2 separate regions of the Mus musculus genome follow, and region 2 is linked to region 1. Evidence: chromatin contacts called from ENCODE Hi-C or POLR2A ChIA-PET data. All regions are on one chromosome and are shown on one strand. Each heading gives the region's core, a stretch centred on a gene start or an enhancer-like site at or near the end of the contact. The rest is flanking DNA. Distances are from core to core; before and after follow the strand shown.

Evidence for each region. A loop is a pair of places that touch in the nucleus more often than their neighbours do. ChIA-PET counts read pairs that join two places held with the same protein, here RNA polymerase II (POLR2A).
Region 2: a map of left cerebral cortex shows a loop between it and region 1 (5-fold over the local background). The contact joins the promoter of H2az1 here to the promoter of Cisd2 in region 1. A Hi-C loop is called at or near these places in 1 of 37 maps with a recorded cell type or tissue (left cerebral cortex). POLR2A ChIA-PET finds 5 or more read pairs at or near these places in 1 of 5 experiments (embryonic stem cell).

What each region holds. Positions count from the first base shown.
Region 1 is chr3:135,421,859-135,424,819 of GRCm38, forward strand. Cisd2 (CDGSH iron sulfur domain 2) reads right to left here and starts at 1,575. Exons shown (of 3, transcript NM_025902.3): 1 at 1,401-1,575. The coding sequence starts at 1,503.
Region 2 is chr3:137,862,975-137,865,834 of GRCm38, forward strand. H2az1 (H2A.Z variant histone 1) reads left to right here and starts at 1,513. Exons shown (of 5, transcript NM_016750.3): 1 at 1,513-1,722; 2 at 2,159-2,236; 3 at 2,546-2,659. The coding sequence starts at 1,720. It overlaps Gm43403 (predicted gene 43403), which reads right to left and starts at 1,352. Exons shown (of 2, transcript NR_169184.1): 1 at 991-1,352; 2 at 713-863.

The sequences.
Region 1 (2,961 bases), core at 325-2,824:
AAGATCAGTACTGTCAGAATACCTGCAGGAGGGTTACACGAAACAGTGCCGAGGTAAAGAAATGGCAGGGGAGGGAAGTCAAGTCATGTACTTGCTACAGTTTTTAAAAATAAGGGCACAGGACCAAGAAATTTTGATATTTATAGAGAACAGAAGATTTGGAATTTTTTGTTCTTGTTACTTTTATGTTACTTCAAGTGTCTGCATGTTTCCTTGGTGTGGATTCGTCAGCTACAGTGCTTTCTAATCTCTTTCATACACTCTACTGGATCTAATGTTTAAACACGTTAAAAGCTTAAAACCTACTTGTTAACAGAGCAGTTGTCAGTGACAATTAAAAAAAAAATCTCTCTGTTAAAGTCTGTATGGTATAGGTGTATCCATATAAACACATGAGTCTCTTTTGTTTTTACTTTTTATCCCTGGGAGGGGCGAGTATCAAATGCACATCTGTTTGAGGAACTCACTCAGGAAAAGCCAAACTGCAAACAAAATAATTTCCTTGGAATGGGGCTGACACCCATCTCCAAATACTCCTCAACAATTTGGTATGAACTCCATCTTCTGGTACACGGAATTACTTTTTCTTCCAAGTCTCCCAATTATTGTATTTCAAGTCAAATGTCTCTAGACTACTCACCTCCGAGTTATCTAAATTCATGTTTGCATTCGCTGATATTAGGGACCTCAGGCACTGCTGATTTTGTCACCATCTCATACAGTCTGCGGACACGGTTTAGAAAAATTTAACCTACACCATCATGCTCCAAACCCAACACAATCTATCAAGTACTGACTGCATTCTGCATATAGTCAAGATATTTATTACTGAGCTGCGGGAACCTTTTCATACAGGCAGAACCTTAATTCACAATAGATTCAATGCTCCAAAATCATAGAGCCTAGGAATACATCCGGCTACTTTTTCTGCACCTCAACTTGCTCCAGGAACTGTAGTTATGGAGGTGACCTCAAATGCCTCCATGATAGGTGACTTCAAGCCTCCAAGTGCTGTCGGGAAGGGAGGTCACTGGTGATTTCGTTAATACAGGCATCATACACGGGCATGGCGTGGAGGCAGTACTTCTTCCCCACGCGCTGGGCGCCTCACACAGCGAGGACTTGGAAAGTGCTTTACAAGATGCATGCGACAGTGAGTTCAGGAACGAGCCGCGTCGCTCCTACCTCAGCACCTACTCCCCGGCATTAACCCGTTGGGTCGGTCGCCCGGGAAAGGAACCCTTCCCGGGGCCGCCTCGCGCCGCGCAGGCGCACGCCGGCCGCGGGTCACGTGCCAAGGCCTGACGCCCCGCCCCGGCCCGCCCCGCGCCGCGCCGCGCTCTCCACCGCTGCCCCCACGGGGGCGGCGCGCGAGGATGGGACGGCGGCGGGAGGGTTACCTGTGAGGCGGGCGAACCCGGTGATGCTGTCGGGGACCGGGAGCTGCTTGAGGTAGGCGGGCAGCTGCACCTTCACGATGCGGGCCACGCTGTCCAGGACCATCCTGCCGCCGGCGGCGTCCGCTGCCCGGCTGCTGCGCTTGCGTGAGAGCGGAAGCGGCCGGCGGGCTCGCGGGCTCGGGCGGGAGGTGGCCCGCCGGGCCGCGATTGGCGCGCGGCGAGTGACGTGCGCGCTGCGGAGCGGAGCCGAGCGCAACGCAGCGCCCAGCGTACGGAGCCCGGCCTGTCCTCGGCTCGGCTGCGGGGGTGGGCGTCCGCTTTCGACCCTTGACGTCTGCGGAAGCGGGTGGCCGGGTTTTGAAAGAAACCCAAAGTTACCCACTGATTGTTTTTTCCTCCGCAACTTTAGTCAGTTCTGCCCAAGCAGTCAAAGGCTTTTCTTTTTAAAGGGGGGAAATGTGTTTGCCCCCCACCCCCTTTTTTAGACAGTCATGTAACCCAGCCTGAACTGACATTCAGGAGGCTGATAACTATGAGTATCTTCATCTTCCAAATGCTGGGATAACCACGCTTGTCTTGTGGAGTTTCTGTGACACGGGGCTTACGTCTTGTAAAATGTAAAGGTATTGGAGTGGTTTTACTTACCTATCTTGGCTGAGGTTAGAATAGCCAGGGTAATGCATTCGCTGTGGAGTTAAGGGCTTTTGACCCAGGAGCCTACTGTTGAATAGCAAGCTAGTCAGATGAGCAGGCTTGAAGGTCACTGAGGATGGACCGACCCCAAGTTCAGTCTGCAGCTTACAATCCTCGGAACTGAAACTGCAACTCTGATTACTGGTCAAAAAAAAAAAAAAATCTCTGGCCTTGGTGAAAACATGACATTCTAAACTGAGCCAAAGATCTTAAGTTTGCTATCTGGTGCTGAAAAGGAGAGCTTTCTGGGAAGAATAAAGGTGTAACCACTGTTCTCCCTCCTTTATGAGTTCATCCAAATGGGCCTATCAAGGAAATCGGAAAATTGTCTATTCAAGAGACTTAAATAGTACAAAGCCTACTTAAAAAACATGTCACAACACCATAGTTTAGCTGTTATCCACTGTCACCTCATGAAATTGTTCACCTCTATAGTGTTCCCTTTGGTCTCTTCTCCCCTTTGTGAGTACCCTACTTTATCATTTAATAAACTCTTGTCTTCACTATCCTGTGTCTCGTTTAAATTCTTTAAACAGACCACAAGTACTAGAGCTAAGGGAAGGCCAGAGCAAGTACCTGGTAAAAGTATCCTGGAAACTTGACATCAGTGTTCTGTAACATTCAGCATTTGGTATGCCCACGTAACATCGAGCTGTAATCAGCTTTATTTTTTTGTTGGTATTTTAAGTTTGAAAAGTAAACTGTTGGGGGGGGGTGGGTATGGGGGACCTTTGGGATAGCATTGAAAATGTAAACGAGGAAAATACCTAATTTAAAAAAAAAATCTAAAAAAAAAAAAAGAAAAGTAAACTGTTCTTTGAACTGTTTAAATTTAACTCTGATCATTTTTTTCACTAAAACACTAAAA
Region 2 (2,860 bases), core at 263-2,762, 2.4 Mb after region 1:
CTGCTTATGACTCTTCTGATGCAGCCTTCTAGGTGCTGGGATGTCAGGAGCCTCAGTTGTTTTCGGCATGTGATGACATCATTACAATTCCTTAGTTCCAATAAGCCTCGGAATCAATATTGTTTGGAGTCTCTCCTCTAGCATTAATGTCCTGGTATCAGAGAGTTCCTCTAATTTCATAAAATCTCCCAAACTTAAGTACTAATAATGTGGAGTTTACGCTTCAATATTCTCTTCATATTACTATTCAATTATGTAAAAAGTATAAACCGGTGATATAACTCGACGGGTGCTAGCTGTGTGAGAGTTGACTACCTGATACCTGAGTTTATCTCTGGAACCCTGGAAAGAGAGCACTCACTCAAGTTGTCATCCGATTTCCACAACTATAGTAATGAGGTGAGCACCCGCGCCCACCCACATGGCCACACAATCATGTTTAATTGAAAAGTGCTACGTATTAATATAAATGCGAAATTCGCAAGACTCAGATAATTATGGTCTCCAAGCAGCGAGTGATAAATGCAGGTGCTGTAGATCTACTAACTGCACGTCTAAGTGGCTGGCATCAGGACAGTACCGTGTGTACAAGTCTATTTTTTTTTTTAAGCCCAGCATTTGTAACTGATTACATGAACCATCTGTAACTGCTTGTGAATCATGTTACAGTTACCCCACTGACATTTACCAACATTTGTCATGTGGCAAAATGTTTTAGTGTAGGAAAGCTGACACATAATAGCTTTAATGTTTCAACAAATCAACTTTAGACACTAGGCTATAGGTGCATCCCATTGATGCGAAGTCTTCGCAAAAATATGGCCGGTGACTTCATTATAAAAAACCGCTTCATCCCAAGCTTCCTGTGTGTAGACAAAATTACTTGTTATCCCCACGGTAACTTGGCTCCACTGTTGTTATGAGACAGGATGAGGGGGGTGAGGGGTAACAAGAGGTGAGGACAGAAGTGGAGGAAGATGAAAAAACTACCGGGGGTGGGGTAGGTGACACTTTTATCAGGGAAGTGGTTCACCAAGTAGAGGCCGAGCTGAGCTCTTCTTGCCGGACGCCTTCGAGCCACCTGTCAGAAGGCAGGACTCTGAAGGAAACCGAGATCTGCGGACACGAAAGGCCAGGCCAGAGGGCAACCGAGAGGCGCCGGTTGTCAGCGAGGGGGCCAGGCTAGACCGGGAGGGAAGCTCACGTGGTCTCCGGAGCACCGCGGGGGAGTGGAGGGGGGGAGGCTGCAGCGGGGAGGACGCCAGCGCGCGCTCCTCCCCAGCCTTCCAGCTCCTCCCTCCAGGCACGTGACACCACCGTCCACTCGCTCGGTGGCGCAGCGCTCTGTTGCTGCCCTCCCGCCGCGGCGCCCCTTCTTCTCCCGGTCCTCGTCCCGCCGCATCTCCTCCCCCCCTAACTCATCCCCCACGCGCCAATCATCGCTCGAGCTCCCGAGCGCCCGCCCCGCCACTCCGCTGTGCGTTCTCCCATTGGCTGGAGCCTCAAGGACGCGTCCCGAGGGCGGGAGGCAACCATTGGTGGGCCGAACCGGCCGAGTTCCCGGATGAGGGAACATTCTGCAGTATAAAGGGCGCGAGGAAGGCGGGAGACGGCGCAGTTTGAATCGCGGTCCGACGGAGGAGTGGGCGCTGGGATCTCGCTGAGCGTCCGCCTGGCCTCGTCTCTTCCTCGCTCGTCGGAGCTTCAGCACGGTCCGAGATGGTAACGTGAAGAGTGACGGCGGGCGGCCGCGGGCTGCAGGCTCCGAGCGGGCGGGGCCGCCGTCCCCGGGGCTGGGAGAGGCGGCGGCGGCGGCGAGTGGGAGCGTGCGGGGACGGGGTCGGGACGAGCGGAGGGGAGGTGTTTTCGGAGCCCCGGAGCTCCAGGCGGGAGGCGACGGTTGGGGGGGCGCGCACGGCGCGGCTGGGAGCCGGCGCGGGGGCGCGCAGCCGCGGCGGGCTCGCGGCAGGGGTCGGCGGGGGAGAAGGGCGGGCGGGGGGCGAGCGGCGGCCCGGGGTCCCCGGCGGGGCGGGCGGCGGGCGGCCGAGCGCGCGCTCGCTCGCCTCCAGGACGCGCTGTGGTGGGGGAGGGGCGCGCCGCCTTGGTAATTCTATCTTCTCCGTCCCTCCCGGGCTCGCGGGCGTCGGCGGCGCCGCAGGCTGGCGGTAAGGCTGGAAAGGACTCCGGAAAGGCCAAGACAAAGGCGGTTTCCCGCTCGCAGCGAGCCGGCTTGCAGGTGGGTAGCAACTGCCGCAGTCGGGTGACCGGGCCTTTATGTTTGCACCCCCCTTGCTTGTTTGTCTGCACCCTCCATGGGTGTTCCATCTTAGCATGAGTGATGTGTCGCGACTTGGCCCTGCGGAGACAGTGAATACTGGGGTTTGGGGAGGGGGGGCGTCGGATCACATGTGTGTTAACTGGCGGGGCGCGTTGGTGCACCACCACCGTCCTTGGCTTTGGCGCGCACATCTTATCTTAACGAATTTCCTATCTTTGTGCATTTTTTTTCTTGTTTGTTCGTTTGTTTGTGTGCATAAAAATCAAGTTCCCTGTGGGCCGTATTCATCGACACCTGAAATCTAGGACAACCAGCCACGGACGTGTGGGCGCGACCGCCGCTGTGTACAGCGCAGCCATCCTGGAGTACCTCACCGCAGAGGTAAGCGGGAGTACGCCTGTGATCTGGAAAAGCTCTGGGGGGGCGGGGGAAAGTGGCGAGAGAGGAGGAAAGTGATGCAAGAAAACTCGCAGGCCCTAAGAGCGGCGCGCAGACCGAGGGAGCGCTAGAGGGAGCTCGCGTTCAGCCGAGGAGGCTGCTGGGCCAGAGTGTGCTGCTCCTGCAAATGCAATTGCGTGCCCC